Regions from separate parts of the Homo sapiens genome. Here region 2 is linked to region 1. Evidence: read pairs that join two places in POLR2A ChIA-PET (ENCODE). Cell type or tissue: HepG2. All regions are shown on one strand. Each heading gives the region's core, and the rest is flanking DNA. Links, peaks and the distances in the headings are about the cores only. Region 1 has its middle 14 kb from the start of MIR1471. Region 2 overlaps DIS3L2 (DIS3 like 3'-5' exoribonuclease 2).

The links. Peaks named below come from ENCODE experiments on the same cell type or tissue, not always from the same donor. Only the 100,000 strongest peaks of a DNase experiment are listed, where the experiment ranks them.
Region 2: POLR2A ChIA-PET joins it to region 1 with 6 read pairs; 2 of 35 experiments call an interaction of 5 or more read pairs at or near these places.

What each region holds. Positions count from the first base shown.
Region 1 is chr2:231,872,418-231,883,276 of GRCh38, reverse strand. No RefSeq gene overlaps it. Among named protein-coding and RNA genes, the nearest start is that of MIR1471, 14 kb to the left of the region's middle. In HepG2, for the core only: no CTCF peak of the experiment used is centred there; a DNase peak (open chromatin) is centred at 5,296; H3K27me3 peaks cover 1,452 bases.
Region 2 is chr2:232,240,701-232,251,559 of GRCh38, reverse strand. It overlaps DIS3L2 (DIS3 like 3'-5' exoribonuclease 2), which reads right to left. Exons shown (of 21, transcript NM_152383.5): 12 at 2,214-2,321. Among named protein-coding and RNA genes, the nearest start is that of MIR562, 73 kb to the right of the region's middle. In HepG2, for the core only: no CTCF peak of the experiment used is centred there; no DNase peak of the experiment used is centred there.

The DNA of each region.
Region 1 (10,859 bases), core at 1,247-9,246:
AAGTGAATGGATAAAAAAGAAACATTCACAAATCACTTCCTTTCCTCTATACCAACAATTAGAAAATAAAAGAGGAGGGGAAAGACCACCCCCCCCACACACACACAATAGCAACTGTAAAAATCAAACACCCTAGAAATAAGCTTAACAATAAATATGCAGAAACTCTGAAAACTACAGAATTTTACTGAGGGTTTTAAAGGAAGACAAGAGAAGTGTGCTCATGGTGAGAAGCCTCCATGTTGTAACAATGTCTTTTCTTTTTAAATGGATGTATACATTTAATGTGATGTCCACCAAAATTTTAATGGAACTTTTTGGGAAACGAGCCCAAATAATTCTGAAGCTCATCTGGAGAAATAAAGAGACGATGAGACAATTTTCCCCACCTTTCCCCCTGGGGAGGCGGCCAGAGCTGGAAGAGGAGGACTGGGGTTTGGGGAGACAGACGGGGGCAGAGGACTGACTGGCCACCACCCCAGCCCTGTGGTCCCTGTTTTCGAAGTGGTCCTGGAGACTTTGGCGGCCTCCCACTGGGGAGGATGTGAGTCTATTTCAGTCATTCACCAAATACTCACTGAGCCTCAGGCACGATTGTAGGAGCTAGGGCTGGGGCAGTGAAGAGGACAAAGTCCCTGCCCAGGGGGATCTTAGGTTCTGGTTGGGGAGGCCGATAAAAGATTAGCAAATATGAAATTTCACATCAAGGATGCTGTGAGGAAAACTAAAGCAGAGTACGGGAACAGAGGCTGTGCTAATCTAGCAGAGTGGGAAGGCAGGGGAACCACTCTTAGGAGATGGCAGAAGCCCCTTTGTGATGGGATGGGGGTGGTGGGATCATGCAGGTGAGGGCACCTTTAGAACTGGATCCATGGGAAGAAGTGGGAGGACCAGGTGGGAGCAGCTGCACCCTAGACACATCACTGTCTCCTTCAGAATATCCCATAAGGTGTGGCTCCACGTGGCTCCATGCAGTCCCACCTGATTCGTGAAACCCCTGCCCTGAGCCAAGTCAGGTAATTCCTCTCTCTAAGAATTTGAAATTCAGGCCGGGCATGGTGGCTCATACCTGTAATGCCAGCACTTTAAGAGGCTGAGGCAGGCGGATCACCTGAGGTCAGGAGTTCAAGACCAGCCTGGCCAACATGGTGAAACCCCGTCTCCACTAAAAATACAAAAATTAGCCAGGTGTGGCGGCACATGCCTGTAGTCCCAGCTACTCGGGAGGCCGAGGCAGGAGAATCACTTGAACCCAGGAAGTTGAGGTTGCAGTGAGCTGAGATTGCACCACTGCACTCCAGCCTGGGCGACAAAGCGAGACTCTGTCTCGAAAAAAAAAAAAAAAAGAATTTGAAATTCGGACACAGGCCTGAGCAGAGTCCTTGAGTAAATGGGGCACTGAGTGGCAGGGTAGGGGGCAGTTAGGCTCTGAGGGGGAATGGGTAGGCAGGACACCCTGGCCAGTTGAAGAATGGGGCAACTGAAGACAGGAGCCAGTGTGCAGATAGGAGCTGCAGCATGGGAGGGGCCGAGGAGAGAGGGACAAAGAGACAGAGCGAGACACCAAGAGAGACAGAGGAAGATAGAGACATAGACAGAGACAGACGAGGACAGAGAGACAGAGGGAAATAGAGACATAGAGACAGACAGAGAGATACAGGGAGACAGACAGAGTTGGAGACACACACACATATACACACACACACAAACCCACCCAGAGAGAGAGAAACTACCCATGACTTTCTTAGGGCAAGTCAGTGGTGGGTTTCACAATAAATTCCACGAGAATCCATCTTTTATCAATTGGTCACTACATGACCAACTCACCAAGCTTAGTCAGTACACTGATTTTCCAGTCACCATTTTAGGGAATATGCTTTTTACATATTTAATATTATTCTTTACTATCTTACTGGCATTTTAAGAAATGTTTAAATTGTTGAGAATGAGAGGGTCAACTTAGCTTTTTTCTGATCACACTCTTTATATAATGATATTCCAAATTCATAACATATTCGATACAAGAATCTTTCAGTTTATACTGATTTCTCTTGAATTATTTTAAAAGTCATTTTCTGTTTTGCCAATATTTAGCGTTTTTATAATTCTTTTTACCAGTTTCTCTGAATGACCAATTTGATGAATTTAGCAAATGGACAGCCGATTCATTGCTTCTCGCTATTTATGAAGTTGACAAGCAATTTATATTTTATGTAATGGTTTTAAAAGAATTTGAAAGCAGTTTTGATTTTGTCTTCAGATGGCATTTGAAGGAATGTTCAGTTCTGTCCCAGAGCTACAGAGAGAGGGGAGAAAACATGAGAATCAGCACCCAGCACATTTGGGCTGCAGATTCCAGAAAGGGAGGCGGGGGCAGAGACAGGGAGAGGGTTTTGTTAGCTAGGAAGAAAGAGGCAATGGATCTTGGGTCCTGGCCACATGCAGGAACAAATGAAGGTTAGAGCAGACACACAAAGAAAGGGGAGTAGTTGTGGGGTGAGACCTGCAGGAAGGCCCTGGAGGAAGGACAGAGACCCCAGGGTGACTTGGTCTGGGCAGCTTTCCTGTCTCAGGCTTGGCATCCTAGAAACAAGCCCTATGTGAATCATTGTTCCTCGCAATGGGAGAAAACAATGTAGAGTACAAGTAATTAAATATTTACCAAACCCCAGGCACATGTACAACTCGATTGTTTCTGCTTTTATGCCCCTCTATAACAGTGTTATAGGCCGGGCACGGTGACTCATGCCTGTAATCCCAGCACAGTTTGGGAGGCCAAGGCAAGTGGATCATTTGAGGTCAGGAGTTCCAGACCAGCCTGGCCAACATGGTGAAACCCTGTCTCTGTTAAAAATACAAAAATTAGCTGGGCATGGTGGTGCATGCCTGTGGTCCCAGCTACTCAGGAGGCTGAGGCAGGAGAGTCACTTGAACCCGGGATGCAGAGGTTTCAGTGAGCCAAGATTGCACTCCAGCCTGGATGACAAAGCGAGACTCCAACTCAAAAAAAAAAAAAAAAAAAAAGAAAAGAAAAGAAATAAAAGTTATATTGAAAATAATTGGACATTGAGCTTTTCCCATGTTTAGAATTATTTTCTTAGGATAGTATTCCTAGAAATTAGTGGGTCAAAAAGTTAAAACATCAGCGTTCATGCCAAATGGCTTCCCCATTTGGGGTAAAGGGATTTTACCAGTTGATCCCAGAAACATCTGAGAGAGCCCATTGGCCTATACCCTCAATGCCCACTGAGTGTTTGCTCCTTAAGAAAATCCTACGGTTGGCCGGGCACAGTGGCTCACACCTGTAATCCCAGCACTCTGGGAGGCTGAGGTGGGTGGATCACAAGGTCAGGAGATCGAGACCATCCTGGCTAACACGGTGAAACCCTGTCTCTACTAAAAATACAAAAAATTAGCCGGGCATGGTGGTGGGTGCCTGTAGTCCCAGCACTTTGGGAGGCTGAGGCGGGCAGATCACAAGGTCAGGAGCTTGAGACCATCCTGGCTAACATGGTGAAACCCCGTCTCTACTAAAAATACAAAAAATTAGCTGGGCATGGTGGCGGGTGCCTGTAGTCCCAGCAACCCAGGAGGCTGAGGCAGGAGAATGGCATGAACCTGGGAGGTGGAGCTTGCAGTGAGCCACAATCGTGCCACTGCACTCCAGCCTGGGCAACAGAGTGAGACTCCATCTCAAGAAAAAAAAAAGAAAGAAAATCCTATGGTTTAGTGATCTACAGCTGAGAACTATGGAGGATAGTTTTCATTTCGCTCTTGAAACACATATCAAGCCCTACTGTCAACAGTCTTTCCTGTCACACATCTCACTGATTCCAACTCAGGGAGGGAGCTATGTCTTCTGGCAGCATTATTGCATTTGAGTCTCTTCTCTTTGAAATCCAATCTCCAATCGCTGAACCTGGAGATCAACATCAGAAAAAAAAAAAAAAAAGGCCGTGACTATCATAATTGTATGCAGTTAACATTCTCAGCAAGTAGACTGACCGGAAAAGGAGCTCCTATCGTGGAAGGAAATAATCGTGGGAGAAGCCCGGAGTATATTTTCTTTCTTTTTTTTTTTAATTTTGTAACAGAGTCTAGCTGTGTCACCCAGGCTGGAGTGCAGTGGCACGGTCTCAGCTCATTGCAATCTCTGCCTCCTGGGATCAATCGATTCTCCTGCCGCAGCCTCCCAAGTAGCTGGGATTACAGGTGCCCGCCACCACATCTGGCTAATTTTTGTATTTTTAGTAGAGACGAGGTTTTTCCGTGTTGGCCATGCTGGTCTCAAACTCCTGACCTCAGGTGATCCGCCTGCCTCGGCCTCCCAAAGTGCTGAGATTACAGACGTCAGCTACCACGCCCGGCCAGCCCGGAGTATATTTTCTAAAGTAGGAAACCTGGAAGGAGAATTACAACAAAATCCTTACACACATGGATTTTTAAAATGACGAGAGTGGATGGGAGACCTTGAGTCACTTCCCATCTCTTGATTCTACTGTCTCTCTTCTGCACCAAAGAGGAACAGGTGTGTATGTCGGTTAAGGGGTTGGTGGTGGCCTGAGTGGGGTCAAGAGGGTGGGGCAGGGCAGGGCCCTGTGTGAATCCTGATGTCTTTGTACAAGTGACTGTCCTCAGCCAACAAGAGACAAGTTCAGAAACTTAGTCTAAAAAGCCACATTGTTTTCTGCTTTGAAATGCTTTTAATTTAATAATCTAATTTAAAGACAGGGCGGGGCATGGGGGCTCACACCTGTAATCCCAGCACTTTGGGAAGCTGAGGCCGGAAGATCACTGGAACCCAGGAGTTCAAGACCAGCCTGGGCAACATAGTGAGACCCCCGTCACTACACAAAAAATACAAACAAATTAGCCAAGTGTGATGGCACATGCTACGGTCCCACCTATTCAGGAGGCTGAGGTGGGAAGATCACTTGATTCCGGAATGTCAAGGTGGCAGTGAGCTGTGATTGCGCCACTGCACTCTAGCCTCTAGCCTCAGCAACAGAGCAAAACCCTGTCTCAAAAAAAAAAAAAGTGTGTGTCAGAGCATATGAGTGTGTGCATATTCCAATCATGCACCTGCGTGCACCTGGGAGGGCAGGGGTTTAAGTTACAAATTCAGCACTGTCACTCAGTTACAAAAACACCCTCACACTCATTGCCCCTCTCAGCAGAAGAAAATGCTCTAGAGAAAGCTTTTGCCTTCACGCTGGTACAGAGTGAGAAAGCACTGTCAACATCTGAGTGGAAAACCCCAACATTCCGCGGCCTCGAGCAGGTCTCTGCTGGAATCCTGAGGACAGGCTTTGTTCCTGTGTCTGGCCAGCTGCCCAAACACTGACAGTCTACTGTTCTAAAATCCTTAGGTATCATGAGGCTCTGGGTGACCAACAGGAGTGCTCTCAGAGTTTGAGATCCCAAAAAGGGGGTAATAAGGTCTCTTTGCAGGGCCCAGACCCGAGCCCCCAGGATCCCACCAGGGCCTCCGGACCTTTACAGAGGGCTCTCTGCTCATCCAATCCAGGTTTCTCCTCCACTCTGATAGGGGAGGGCTCCTTCCCATCTCCTGGAGGTCCTGTTGCCTCCTGGTCTCATCTGCCCTCTGGCAGAGTCCTGGAGGAAAAGCCAGGAGCAGCAGGTGGGGAGGCCGAGTGCCTCCGCAGAAAACTGCAGTCAGCCAGGCGCGGTGGTTCATGCCTATAATCCCAGCACTTTGGAAGGCCAAGGCAGGTGGATCACCTGAGGTCAGGAGTTCAAGGCCAGCCTGACCAACATGGTGAAACCCCCGTCTCTACCAAAAATACAAAAATTAGCCGGACGTGGTGGTGGGCGCCTGTAGTCCCAGCTATTCAGAAGGCTGAGGCAGGAGAATCGCTTGAACCTGGGAGGCAGGGGTTGCAGTGAGCCAAGATAACACCATTGCACTCCAGCTTGGGCAACAAGAGCAAGACTCTGTCTCAAAAAAAAAAAAAAAAAAAAAAACTGCAGTTATAGCAGGAAGCACCAGGAGCTGGGAGTTTGTTCCTTGAACCCAGGCAGCTCAGAGGAAGTCCGGCTCTCCAGAAGGAAGGGATTCAATGTTCATTCATTCTTTCATTCATTGAACACCTACTGTGTGCCAGATACTCTGGTAGGTGCTTGTGTAACCGTAAACATAAATTTTTTTAAAAAAATGTAAAATTGGCTGAGCGCAGTAGCTCAAGCCTGTAATCCCAGCACTTTGGGAGGCTGAGGCAGGCGAATCACCTGAGGTCAGGAGTTCAAGACCAGCGTGGCCAACATGATGAAACCCTGTTTCTACTAAAAATACAAAAAATTAGCCGGGTGTGGTGACGGGTGCCTGCAATCCCAGCTACTCGGGAGTCTGAGGCAGGAGAATCGCTTGAACCCGGGAGGCAGAGGTTGCAGTGAGTCAAGATCGCACCATTGCATTCCAACCTGGGCAACAAGAGTGAAACTCTGTCTCAAAAAAAAAAAATAAATAAAATTTTCCCTGATACCAAAAGTGAAAGAGAACTTTCTGCTAGAAAACATGAAATTGACAAAGTTCGATGGCTCACACCTGTAATTTCAGCATTTTGGGAAGCTGAACCAGGTGGATCCCTTGATCCTAGGAGTTCGAGACCAGCCTGGGCATCAAGATGAAACGCCGTCGCTACAAAACTTAGCCTGGTTTGGTGGCGCACACCTGTAGTCCCAGCTACTCAGGAGGCTGAAGTTGGAGGACAGATCAAGCCTCAGAGGTTGAGGCTGCAGTGAGGCAAGATCGCACCACTGCACTCCAGCCTGGGCGACAGAGTGTGAGACCTTGTCTCCAGAAAAAAAAAAAAAAAAGCTGGACACGGTGGCTCATGCCTGCAATCCCAGCACTTTGGGAGGCCGAAGCAGGTGGATCACAAGGTCAGGAGTTCGAGATCAGCCTGACCAACATGGTGAAACCCTGTCTCTACTAAAAATACAAAACATTAGCCAGGTGTGTTGGCGCATGCCTGTAATCCCAGCTACTCAGGAGGCTGAGGCAGGGCAATCGCTTGAACCCGGGAGATGGAGGTTGCAGTGAGCCGAGATTGCGCCATTGCACTCCAGCCTAGGTGACAGAGCGAGACTCTGTGTCAAAAAAAAAAACGAAAAGAAAAGAAAAGAAAAGAAAGAAAACACGATTGGAATGCTTTCTCTGTCTCTTTGAGATGCATGTAAATCTTTTTATTTTATTTTATTTTATTTTGAGATGGAGTATTGCTGTTGCCCAGGCTGGAGTGCAGTGGCGTGATCTTGGCTCACTTCAACCTCTACCTCCCGGGTTTAAGCGAATGTCGTGCCTCAGCCTCCCGAGTAGCTGGGATTACAGGTGTGCACCACTATGTCCAGCTAATTTTTTTGTATTTTTAGTAGAGCTGGGGTATCACCATGTTGACCAAGCTGGTCTCAAATTCCTGGTCTCAAGTGATCTGCCTGCATCGGCCTCCCAATGTGCTGGGGTTACAGGCATGAGCCACAGTGCCCAGTCTTTGTAAATCTTTTAAAAAGCCAAATGTAGGCTGGGCATAGTGTCTCATGCCTATAATCCCAGCACTTTGGGAAGCTGAGGCAGGTAGAACACTTGAGGCCAGGAGTTTAAGACCAGCATGGGGGATATGGCAAAACCCCATCTCTACAAAAAATTCAAAAGTGAGCTAGGCTGGTGGTGCATGCCTGTGGTCCCAACTACTCAGGAAGCTGAGGCAGGAGGATCACTTGAACCCGGGAGGTGGAGGTGGAAGTGAGCCAAGATTGCACCACTATACTCCAGCCTGGGTGACAGATCTTGTCTCAAAAAAAAAAAAAAAAAAGGCATTCTTGGTGAAACTTAGACTAGTTTGTTTTGTGACACTCTTGGACTCTCCTGTTTGTATTTGAGGGCCATACATCTAAGAGCCATAAATAGAAACCTTCAATGCCAGGTAATAAACTTTCAATCAGTGTGTCATTTAGTGACAGAGATGAGGGAATTTTTGTGAAAGTACAAGTGGGGATATTGTATTCCTATATAAATTATGATTGAGGCCAGGTTAATTTTTTCTAAGGTTACATATGGATGAGAGAAAGGGTGTGTGCATTTTTATGAGGTCATGGACGGTCAGGGCTTACTAATGTCTCTGAATAAGTATCTTATGCATGGCATTTAACCCTCTCCCAGCTACCTCTTGGAGAAAAAACCAAACAGGTGGACAGCCACCCACAGCCTGCCATTCCTGTGTCAGAGCCCTTGCTGGAAAATCCACTCTCCCATGTGGAGGAAGGTCCATGAACTTGCTCCTCATGGCACAGAATGACTGATAGTCACCCTCCTGTCTCTTGGATGCTGGGTCAAACAGTGAGGAGTGCACGTGCCTGTCTTCATAGGATTAAAGGCACACTTCAAGTCCCAGGCTCCGAGGCCCTGTTGTAGCACTAGATTAGCTCTGTGAGAGTCTGCCGGCACTCCCTGATGCTTCCAATAAGGCTTTCCTCAAATCCCCAAGAACGTAGAGATGGAGAAAAGTCTGCCTTCCAAGAATGATCAAAAAGAGTCTGGAAAGGAAACTGCACAGCTATGTAAGCCCATCTGACAGACCCAGAAAGGCTCCCAGGACTGGAAGGCTCTGCTAGGAGCTCCCCAGTGGAAGAGCCTATCTCAAAACAGATGGCGTCCTCCAGAAGAGTGCCGGGCATGGACGCACAAAAGGAGCCCCCATGGGGCCTGCAAAGTCTTGTTGTGGGCAGCAGCTCTGCCATGGCCTCTAGCGTTCTTGCCCCCTGGGGAAGGCTACCACTTTGAGAGATGGGTGTGTCTCCCGAGTAGACTGGATGCCACTGCCAGTTGATTCACGAAGTCTCCTTGTCCTTATCCCATCTTCCGCAAACAATCTTCCGTTTATGGTTTGCTTTTCCAAATATGGGTCAACTGCAGAGAAAACAATTCACAGATTGTGAGGCCAGGAGAGTTTTCTAATTCCTCTGGCATCAACAATTTCTCACACACACAAAAAGAACTAAATTGGCTTTTTTGGGTTGATACATCAATCTCATAAATTTAATGAACACGAATCTGTCCCAGAGAGAGGATGGGCCAGGTAGACCCACTCAGGGTTCTGCCTAACCCATGCCTGACCATCCACCAACCCCTACAGCAAAAACAGTAAGTTACCATTTGTGTATAAGTTTTTGTGTGGACAAATGTGTTCGGTTCTTTTGCATGTACATCTAGGGGTGAAATTGTTGGGTCAGATGGCAATTCTATGTTTAATATTTTGAGGGAGTGCCAGGCGCTGTTTTCCAAAGTGGCTGCGCCATTTTACATTCCCACCAGTCGCACGTGAGGGCCTCAGTTTCTCCTTGTCCTCACCAACACGTGTTACTCCTTGTCTTTTCATTATAACCATTCCCGTTGTGAAGTGGTATCTCATTGTGGCTTTGACTTGCATTGCCCTGTTGGCTAATGATGTAGAGCATGTTTCCACGTGCTTATTAGACCTTTGTCTATCTATCTGCATATATGAAATATCCATTCAGATCCTTTGCCCATTTTTTAGGAGAAAAACATCCAAATTGCTTACAAATAATTTTTATTTTTATTTATTTATTTATTTATTTTTGAGATGGAATCTTGCTTTGTTGCCCAGGCTGGAGTGCAGTGGCACCACCTCAGCTCACTGCAGCCTCTGCCCCACCCCCGGATTCAAACAATTCTCCTGCCTCAGCCTCCTCAGTAGCTGGGATTACAGGCGCCCGCTACCATGCCTGGCTAATTTTTATATTTTTAGTAGAGACGGGGTTTCGCCATGTTGGCCAGGCTGGTCTCAAACTCTTGACCTCAGGTGATCCATTCACCTCGGCCTCCCAAAATGCTGGAATTACAGGCGTGAACCACCAAGCCCAGCCCACAAATTATTTTTAAAAACGACATAACATTGATACTAAAACATAAAAAGCAAGACAAAAGATAAAGATCAATCTCACATGTCAGGATTGGTACAAACATTTTAAGTAAACCATTAGAATACAGAATTCAGTAGAACATTAAGAGAATTACATAGAGAGGAGTTCAATTCCAAGAATAAACAGACTGTTCAACATGAGAAAATCCATTATTATAATTCATAACATTCAAATAAAGGGAAAATGTCATATGATAATCTTTACATGCTGAACAAGCAACTAACAAAATGTAACCTTCATTCCTCATAAAAAGCCATCATCATTAACTGTTACTAAAAGAATACTCTCCTAGCATGAGAAAAAGTATATATCTCAACCAAAAAGACTGTACCATGCTTAATGGAGATAAAGCATTCCCATTACAATGAGAAGCAGGACAAAGAAATGAGAGATAGAGGGCTGGGCGCGGTGGCTCACGCCTGTAATCCCAGCACTTTGGGGGGCCGAGGCTGGCGGATCACAAGGTCAGGAGATCGAGACCATCCTAGCTAACACAGTGAAACCCTGTCTCTACTAAAAATACAAAAAAAATTAGCCAGATGTGGTGGTGGGCGCCTGTAGTCCCAGCTACACGGGAAGCTGAGGCAGGAGAATGGCGTGAATCCCGGAGGCGGAGCTTGCAGTGAGCCGAGACCGCGCCACTGCACTCCAGACTGGGTGACAGAGCGAGACTCCGTCTAAAACAAACAAACAAAAAAAAGAAAATAAATGAGAGATATAAATATTAGAACAAAGCAGGCAAAAAAGTGCATGAGTTACAGAAAATGCCAGCAAATTCTCAGAAATCTAAAAGAATCAATAGAAAAATGATTACTATTATTAAGTAATATCTACATATGACCTGAAAAATTTAAGTAAGTGGCTAGTTCCAAATTGTGATAAAAAAAAGTTTGGTATTT
Region 2 (10,859 bases), core at 1,503-9,502, 370 kb before region 1:
TAAAATTATTTTGTTGATCATTTCTTTTCCTCTGTTTACTTTGTTCTCTATTTCTGGAACGGTCATTGAACAGATATTGTATATCTTGGACTAGTCTTCTAATTTTTTGTCTTTTCTGTCTCTTCTTGGGACAGCTCCTCAACTTTACCTTTCAGTAGGAATCTTGAATCTTTAATTCTTCTAACCTGTGTTTAATTCCCAAGAGCTCTTTTTTTCCCTCCAAATGTTTCCTTTTTAAAGTATCAAGATTTTGTGATACAGCTACCTTCTTTTTTAAAAAAATTCCCTAAAGATATAAGTGATAATTTCTTTTCCCTGCTAGTGTGTTTTGTTCTAGTTACTTTTTCCTGTTTACTTCATTTTCTGTTTGTTTACTTCTTTCCTGTTTTGTTTGTACTCCAGTTGAATTACACATATACTTAAGAGCCCTAGGGCTAAGTGTAAACTCTGGACAGGGTTTCATCAAAGTAAAATAAAGCTATTGTTGAATCAATGCATTAGTAATAGCCTCCCTATTTCACATTAGAAGCTTCCCTCGGGTTGTCTCTTCATATATGGAAATGAAATCCTAAAAAGCTCTGATTGTGCGGGTGAAGCTTATTGTCTGTAAGCTTTACTGTAGGGAAAGACAGCTGGGCTGCTGATTGGGAAACTCTTAAGGTTAGTATCTTTATGTTTTTATTCCTCACTATTCAGAGTCCTCAGAGATTTTCCCATGTCCCGACTCATGGATATAGGCCTGGCGACCAGAATTCTGGGGCTGGCAGCAAAAAGAAAGCTGACACTCTTAACGTTCAGTATGCCAACATTCACTCAATCTCCCCCAAGGTGTCACTGCCATCAAGCATGTTTGATGTCCTCTAGTTCAGACACCTCTTACTTTACCCTGTCTAGAGAACACATTTCTGATCTTCCACTAAGTTATAGGAGGGGCAATTTTTAAAAATAAACTTTCAATACTGTTGTTAGCCTCACTCTCCCCCACCCCTCCCCCACTTTCTAGAATTATCTGGTACTGTCAATTTCTGAATTGTTTAGGGTTCTGCTGCATAAACTGGGTTGTTTCTTGGCTTTCTCTATTGCTGGCTCAGGATTCAGCTTTCTCAGGACTGCTAAGTCAGTTACACTCATCCATCTGCTACCCAGATTCCAAAATTTTGTTGCTGTTGTCTCCTCTCCCACTCTCTTTGTCCTTGTGGGTTTATGTCTTTAAAAAAAAAAATCCTTTTACTGTTGTTTTAGTGAGGTTTTGGGAGGGAATGAAAGTAAATGTGGGTATTTGATCCTCTATCTTTATTTGGAACCTCTTTATAATTAAATATCTTTTTTTACTTCCATTTAATATTACAGTATAAACACTTCCCATGTTCTTCCATGGTCTCTGTCAACAACTTTAATAACTGCATATATTCCACTGAGAAGGCACCAGGGCTTACTTAATCACGACCCTACTTCTGAATGTTTGGAGTTGTTACATTTGCAGGGAGGGGACTAGTTTCTCTTTCATGTATCTCTCTCCTGCCGTTCCCTATGATACGCATAGGCACATCCCGACGACAGGCACAGACATCTTTTTCCTTATGCCCAGAAACCCCTGCTGACATCCTTCTCTCCTCTGTTCTTGGTCTGTGGTTTCACCACCTTGTGCCTTGATTATAGCACTACCTTGCTAATTCATCTTCACCGCTCCAATCATCCAGCATGACGATGCACCACTGACCTTTCTACAATCAGCTTTCTCATGACACTTCAGAGGAACCCTAACACCTACAATTCATTTGTGATTCTCCAGTTTGATTTCACCCCACCTATGTAAACTTCCCACTTTACCTAATGTCCTCCTCTAAACAGGCTCTGCTCTCCTAACTGCAGGCTGGGCTGCCCCTCCTGCCTTTGCCAATCCTCATTCAATCCCACTTACACCCTGTCTCCTGCATAAGCCTCCCCGGCATCACTCTGCTTACTCAATTTCTTCCTTCACCTGATAACAGACAAGAAGCCTGTTCTAAGTGCTTAAGGTCAGTCTTGGCTTCTAAGTGGGGCCAACGGCTCTTCCGAGGCAGGGACTCTGACATTTCTCTATGATGGCTACTCCATACCTCCCTTGTCTTACCACCATGGCACCCAAGCCAGTGCCAGGCACATGGTGAGTGCTTCATGACTCATGGAACAGAAAAGAGGTAAGTGGAGAAAGAAAACGTGTAAGTTGTTACCTTGCCCTCTGGAGTCAGTGTCCAGATCACAGAGAAGGTCAGCTTGTCGGACATGGGGTTGAGGCTGCACAGCTCCTCACACAGCAGCCTGGGAAGCATGGGGACCACCTGTAAATAGAGCACAGGCCCATGAGCACCTTTCTCCAACCCGCTTAGGAGAAGCCCAGTGGGCAGAGTTTTGGTGAACAGCTTCAGCTTTTCCAGAGCAAGCTGAAGATGGAGGTGGCTCTGTTCCCAAAGACTCTGCAGAAAGACCACACTGTTGTATACTTTTCCATGCGCCTCTAGAGTCAAATAGGAATATGAGCTGGGAAAGTGAGGAGAACTGGTAAGGGAAGACAAAAGTACAATGCAAGCAATGTAAAATAGCTACATTGTATTATCTACTAAACCTGAAGCTCCAGACTCAAGAAGTACTTGTGCTTTTGGATATAAGCACTCCAGTTGAATTATACATATACTTAAGAGCCCAAGGGTTGAGTGTAAACTCTGGACAGGGTTTTGTTAAAGTAAAATAAGCTATTGTTATTGTTGAATCAATGTTTTAGTAACTGAATATACCGTAATTTACCAAATTACATGTTGGAACATTAAGAGACTACTTCAATAAAATATCACTAGAGTGATAAAACAGAAAGGATCATACATCCAGGTTTCCTAGATAAACATTGTGATCAACTAGTTATCCATTTTCCCATTTTTTAAGCCTAAATTATTTCTTCTCCTTATTGATCTTTCTGTTCCATAATAAACTGAGTCAACGGTATATACTCTTTAATTAAAAACTGTTTTTCAGCTTACTTTCAAATGATGACTTGCAGTTGTCCCAAAATATTACTTGTTTTTTTTCCTACTATTCCAAAGATGAAATGAATATCTCTGTATCTCCTGAAATTACTTCAAAAACTCTCTCCCATCTACCACTATCTGTTCCTTTTCCCATATTTTTCTTGATTAATGGCAGGACCATCCACCCCACCTCTCTAACTAAAAACATCAGCAGTACTAGCCATTTACTCAACACACTTACTATGGCCCACTTTGGCTTGCAGTGTTGAGCATGGATAACACTGTAACCCCATGCTAGGTAACTGAGAAGTGATAGGCAAAGGGTGGCCATGCTGTAATTGAGGGACATTCAGCAAACTATGTTTCTTTACGGGCAGAAACAGAACAAACCCCAGCGGCTTCTTATTCTGCGTGAAGTATCTGCAACTGTACTCTACTTTAGTACAGTAAATATCTTTGGTATGGAATAGTAAATTCTAGAACTCATGGCCCACACCAGTAACAAATAATTGGCAATTGTTTGGTATTTCTAAAGAATGTCATGTCTTTTAACATCTGTATGAAACTTAATGACTACCTGATAACTCTGGTAACAACTTTTCCTACCAGCCTTCGCTAACAGCTTTTACAGACAACTACCTTTGAAATTTTTTTCTTGCCATTACTTTTGCACCATCAGTTCAGACAATACTATATTTTCTTTGCTAACTTATTTTGTGATGCATTAGAATGTAATCCAAATATTTAACATTTTCTTGTATATGTCAAGTGTTTTATAAAATGATACATCTTCACCTGTTTAAAAATAGTGCACAAAATGGAGAAAGCTTCAAGATGATACCATCTCGTGGTTGAATGATAAAGATTTCACCTACTCAGCCTTTGGGCTATCCTAGGGACTGAATTGGCACCCTCCCCCCCGCCCCCCCCCCCCCCCCCCCGCGGCAGTTATATGTTGAAGCCCTAACCCCCAGTGTGACCGTATATAGAGACAGGGTCTTTCAGAGGTAAGTAAGGTTAAATGAGGACACGGGGTGGTGCCCTGGTCAAATACGACTGGTGACTTTATAAGACAAGAAAGAGACACAAGTCTCTCTCTGCATGAGTAGGCACAGAGAAAAGCCCATGTGAGGACACAGCCATATACAAATCAAGAAGAGACCATCACCAGGAACCGAATTGGCTAGCACCTTGATATGGGATTCTGGCCTCCAAAACTGGGAGAAAATAAATCTCTGTTGTTTAAGCTATGGCATGTTACTATAGGAGCCTGAGCTAAGACAGACTACATCAAGTTTGCTGGGTATGCATTCTTGTGTTCTCCTCTGGGCTGCATTAACAGTTCGTTCTATCAACTGTATTTTGGTAACTGGCTGCTCAGCCACCCAGCATGCTTGTTGCAATGACATCAGTCCAGGGCTTAATGCCTTTTGTACAGATAGTTAGTGTGTCTTCTAAGTGTTCACGGCAGTATCTTACTTTAAGTCACAAAGCTGAGCATCTGACAATGCATTATAATTCCTAACTTCATATTTAGTGTTTGTCAAAAGAAAGTCATTATAACTTGGGCCAGAACTAGAATCTGGAACAGAAAGAAAACACTGATGGAAAAACTAGTGAAATCCAAATAAAGTAAGGAGTTTAGCTATTTCCAAAATAAATGAGCTTATTAAAAACAAAGTCACTGTTTTCATTAATTGGTGTGTGTTACACATTTAAATATGAAATAAATGAATGCTAATTATTTAGTGAAAACCTGATCTGTTTCTATATGTTGGAATTTGGGGTTCAGATATTATTTGCAAAAAGGGCCTCACCACTTAAAAAAATACAACAAGGTCTAAAGACCTTTTTACAGTGAGTGAAGTGCAGACTCAGCAGCAGCATGGTGCAGGAAAGACAGCAAAGGCTTTGCCACCTGAGAGACTTGGGGGCTAATCCTGGGCCCACCGCTTCTTGTACAATTTGGGCAAGTTAGTAAAATTTTGAGTCTTGGTCTTCTTATTGGTAGAACAATACTGAAGATGCTCAGTGAAAGTCAGCTCACTGGCCAGCCCACGGTATCCAAGGTGCACTGTCACCAGGCTCAAGCATCCCCTTCAGCTTTGTGCCCTGGCCCTCTCCCGGGGCACTGGCAACACCAGTCACATGGGCCTTCCCACTGCACCCCCTTCACCTGTCTGTGTGCTGCTCCAGCTCTTGCTTGTGCTGGTCCCTCTTTCTGGAACACCTTTCTGGACATTTTACATCTGGCAAACTCTTGTACATCCTTTCAGATTCAGCTCATTGCCACTGCTAAAAGGTTTATCCAAAATCCCCCAGGCAGAGTGTGTGCTGTGTTTTACACACCTCCCCTGTTCTTTCAAAGAGGATTTGGGGCCATCCTACACAGTCAGCCACTTACTCCATCCTCCCTGCTCTTCTGCTGCATTTACAACACTGTCCTAATTGCTTCTTCAGGTGCCTTGAGTGCCACAGACACTGAAACCTCAGGAGCAAGGGCCAGGCCTCACTCCTGTCTCTCTCTACACCTGATGCATGGTAGGCACTTCCAGTGTGTAGACAACTGACTGGCTTCTGCCCAGGAGATGGACCACCTCTTTTTTTCTATGTTTACTGCATCACATAAAACATTTTATGAAATATACTAGAGACTTATATTTAAACATCTTGACAAAAAAAACTTCATAAACAACTAGTATTTTAAGTATAAGCTACACTGTTTTGGCTACTAACCTAAAACTTACCAGCACATGCAGTGGTTGTGCAGGCTATAAAAACTGTGTGGTATCCTATATCTTACACAGAAGACATTTTATTAATCACACTGCAATGGTCAGTTACCAATCTAAGTGCTCATGAAAAAGCTGAACTTTAAAACTTTTTGGTTAGTATAATTATATTTAATTTTTAAGAAGTATTTTTTATAAAAGACATTTACCAGGTCTTAAAGCAGAATTCAGACGAAATTCTCATAGAAAACAGTCTTTAGGTATATATAGTTTTGTAAATAGATGGTTATTCCTCTATGTTTCAAAGGAAAAGGAATTAAGAGGTTACAATCACATTTGTGGTTTGGCACATCACAGCCTCTCATAAATGGGGCCTAATTCCTGCCAGGGTCACTGTGAATGTGCTCTCCCACAACCCCAGGCACAGCAGGATCCCTGTGGAGGAGGGCTGGAAAGGAGAGGCAGGCAGCCCCTTCTGATCAGCTGCTTTCTCAAATCCAAGTCCCATTATGTCAGGGGGAGACCCACCTGGACCATGGCGCAACAGTCCATGCACCCAGGTCAGCTACATGAGGCCTGCGATGGTTCCTGAGAGCCTCTGGGTCAGGGTGATAAGTGTGGAACACCATGTCTGACTGGAAAAGAAAGGTCTCTCCAGGAGCTGGGAAACTCCTGGCTATCATTAGAACTGTGCAAATGTTCATACATTCCCTGACCCCTTGATCCTTTTCCCCAGTCTTATCCTGTCTTGTCCTCATTAACTTTGCTATGCAGTGTGAACCACATGGATAATTTCTTCAAGGTTCTTTATTTCCCTCACTTCTACTATCCCAGCTCCACAAACCCTATGATCGATCTTATAATCGCCCTTTCCTACTTCTGCAAGTCCTCACTGAGCAGTGACAGAGAAAACTGCTGGGCCGTGTGGAGGTGAGTTGCTAAGCTGTCTTAGTTCTTACCTCCATGAGGGTTGGCAGGCCTTTCACCTCTCTTTGTTAGCTCCTTCCCCACGCCCCTCAGAAGAGGTCCCAAAATGTTACTATTCTCCTCAGACCTCTTACCTGACTGCCTTCCCAATCTTTCTCAGCAGAAAACCTCAACTCTTCTTCACAGAGAAAACTGAGATCATCAGACTCAATCTGTTGCAAGCAACCTTCCAGCTCCTTCCTTTGGCCAATTTCTCCCAGGCCCACTCACTTTACATGTGTGCCCTCGTCTCCTGCCATCTCACAACGAGTGTCTTCCCTGTCCAAGGTCTGGCCATCTGGCCTTGTGACTCCACATACGTCTACAATGCCCTCTGGATACCATGAACTGGATGTCCCATGAATGTTTCAAACTCCACATGGAGAAGACAAAGTTCAGCATTTTCCTCCCTTCTTTACCTGTTCCACTGACTACATTTCCTACCTCTGTTAAGAGCAGCGCTCTGTCCCAAGTTAAATAAGCAAGGAAGCAAACGACCACCCCTCCCTCAAAACCACCAAAAATCAAAACACCACACCCATGTCTCCCCACACTCCTCACCCCTGTCCCCAGAACACAGCTGGGGATTTGCCTGTGATTCTTCACTCTCCTCTCTCTCCCTTCTACATCCAATCACTTCCCAAGCCTAGATCTGACATTCTAACGCTCTCAAATGAGTCTTTTCCTCTCCTCCTTCCACTATTCAAGTGTGGATATGTCTCTCTTCCTCTCTCAGATAAAAACCAGTGACAATTCTGAAGTAGAAATTATTCTAGATAAGACTTGTTTATTCTCCAGACTTCTGCATCTTCTTACTAATCTCCACTCAATGATAATCTGCAATTCCATTTATGTTAGGACACACTGGCTTTACCTTCCCAATAGCTAAGGAGCTGAATTTAGTAAATGGACTTTTGCATGTCCTGTGGATGAAGGAGGGCCTAGAGGGTTCCATGGGGCCAAAAGGTTTTTGGAAAAGCCTGCACCCTCAATGTTCAGTGGCTAAGGTCACAGGTGGCCAAGAGTTCCCCACAGGGAAGCGGGAGAAGGACCCTATCTCCGAGGGGACAGCAAAGATAACAGTGGGAAGCTAACTTCTCCATTTTCCCTGCCCTTTGCTTCTCCCTACTTCTTCTTGTGTGATATGCATTGCCAGAATTGGGAAGAAACTACAATTTGAAGTAACTGAAATGCTGCTTGTTCAGAATGTCCATTTGGCACTAGGCTGAAGACATCTATTGTCCTAGTTCTCCTGGGGTCCAGTTAGACATTACCACATTGGTAAACTCTCATAAGATTTTGTGAGCAAAGATCTCTGTGTTGGGGTAGTTATTCAGAGCCTCAAGAGGATATGACTGGGGGAAAGGGCCCAGGTACTGATGACAATTTTCCTGCCTCTGGCCTCACTATCCTTCAACCACACAGTTGCTAAGGTGATTTTCTATCTTGGTGGAAGGAGACCGTATCACTTCCCTACTTGCCCTCAAAATCTGAGCTCCTTCGCCTACCACTCCAGGCTTCTCTTTGTAACCTCATCCGTGGCTCTCTCTACAACTCACACCCCAAGAATTCCAAACTGCATACTGCTCCTTGAATGTTCTCTGCTTTTTCTAGCCTCTGCCTGGAATGCCCTCTCTGCCCATTTTTGTCTATCTAGAAATTTTCTACTCAAAATGTGAAACACTGTTCAAAACACGATTGCTTTGTGAAGCCTTCTTGGACCTTGCAGAAGCTCCTCTCCCACCACCAGCCCAGGCAGATACAACCCCTCTCTCTTCTCTAACACCTCCTCACCTTTGGGGCACTTCTGTACCTGAAGGTAGCCTGATGCATTGCAAGTGTTTGCTACCTGTCCACCTCCTCTGCTTCCCCAGGGCAAGACCAGAATCTGTCTCATCTTTACATCCCTCGAACATGACACACAGCTGGTACTCAATAAATACCAAGTGGAGGAAGACTGATAAGCACTTCAGGCAGCAGAAAAGGAAACGGGGCTTGAAGGATGCTAAGTCCTCTTAAGCATGCTTTGGGGCCAGGACCAAAGTTGAGTCAGGGCAGAGCTTAAGAGCTGGCCGTGGAGAAAAGGGATAGTGATGATAGGACACTGACTTTCTAAGCATTCTGGACCAGGTCTTGAGAGAGTAGAGAGAAATTTATCATTTGGGTAAATACACCACTGCCCAAGGCAGCTGGGTGGGGGTACCAACAAGACTATAAAACCTTATATTAGCCTCAGAGAGCAGAAACATCTGCTAAAGCCACAGTGGGCAGGCTGGCCAAGTTCAGCAGCAGGTTAGCCAGGACAGCCCTGTGACCAACACAAAGGGCCACAGAAGGGAAGAATCAATCATTCAGGCAAGGAGGAGCAGGAAGGACTAGCAGTGATGTGGGAGCCAGATGCCCACAAGCCAAGTCATAGGGGCTTCTCCACTACCTGGAGAGGTTGCAGGGCCTCTTCTGCCCCTTTCAGCCCAGGCCTTTGCTGGCTCCCCACCCACACTCCCTCAGGCCTTCAGTGCGATAACCCATTGGCCATCGCAGCCCATATCTGCAGTCTGAGAATTGGTGACTTTTCCCCCTTTTCTCCGAGGACTTCGAGGTTTTAACAACAAGGTACACTCAGCTAGCTCCCTACTTACACACTGAAATAACTTAAAGGAAATAGATTAATTCACTTGCCAGCCAACATCTCTGTTTAAAGAGTTTTCTTTTCCATATCAACACTTCCATGAATTCAGAATTTGATCAACTCTTTGCTACACAGTTTGACGTTAACAAAACATCAACACTCTGACAACCTGCTGGTGTCAGAAAGAAACATCTTAAAACTCTTTGGACTCTACATTAAGACAGGCTTCCAATCCCAATCTTTGATCTCTATTATAAAGCAGTACCAATAAAATATCGTAGAGATTTATGGGCGAACTTTCACTTGAGCTGTTTCGCACCTAAAATAACATGAATGCTTGGGCCAATAGGCAGAAAATTTAGGTTTAGGTTTCAACTGTTTAGGTTTTCTTTTACTTTTAAAGCTTAATTTGCTTATTTTCTAAAATTACTTTAAACTTTGCAATTACATTATATTTATCTCCCAGAGAAGACAGTTGAGAGGCATTAACTGAGCAAATGTTGTGTCCTTCTGAGAAAGACAGACCAAAATTCAGGTGGGCAGGTGTCCCCTATCTAACGGAATCATCTTTTGTCAAAAAGTTTTTTCCTGATATTTAAATGGACACTACCTAAATTTATATTTCCACCTGATTATACCCTATTGTTAACAAGAATAACCAAATACTTATTACTGTGAGCAAAATCTCAACAAAAAGAATTTCATTTAAAGTCAGTGAGGTGGTATTTGGACCCAAGACCTGTTACACTGTATACTGTCCTACTCCATGGGTTAATCCCCCAATTAGAGTTTAGATAAGGAGCTAAGATTGCAGTTCTGGCATCAGTCACTTACAGATCTGAATGAAATCAGTGCCACATTCCCTATAGATGGGAAATGAACTGGAACCCCAGCCCCCCTTCCCCTGTGTGATGAAGCTGGGAGAAATGATTGTGCCAAGTGAGAAAGCAGAGAATCTGGAGGGCGGAAACACAGCTCATCCAGCTTTTCAGAAGACCTTTATAGGCAAAGTAAAGTGAAAACAGCAGAAAAGTTCCTGGACACAGTCCTTTAAGAAACAAAACCGAGTAGGAAGAAAGGTCAGAGCAGCGGTTCAAAGGAATCAGAGCGCACAGCTGCTGCTGTCCAAGGTTGCGGGCCGGCGCCACTTGTGCCTGCCAAGCTGGAGGCAGTGCCGGGCAGCAGAGGCGTGCGGGCCCTTCCTCCACCCAGCTCCCCACTTTCACAACTCAGCAGCAGAGCCCCAACTCTGTAGTCCCACAGAGAAATTCTAGAACTGTGACAAACACAAAACCAAAGGAAACAGAAAAGGAAACATGCTTAATTACTTAACCCAATTTGATTTTTTCATTTTCTGATTTTGAAAAGTAATTCCTGGTTATAAAAGGAGAGCGCAGCAGCTAGTGCATGGCCGTGGCTTCATGGCCATGGGGGTCAGGGAGGAAGCCCCATGTACTCAAGAGAGATACTTGTGGGTCAGAAGTTTGCACTGCATTCTCTTAAGCTGCCTATACCTGCTCAGAGCTTGGA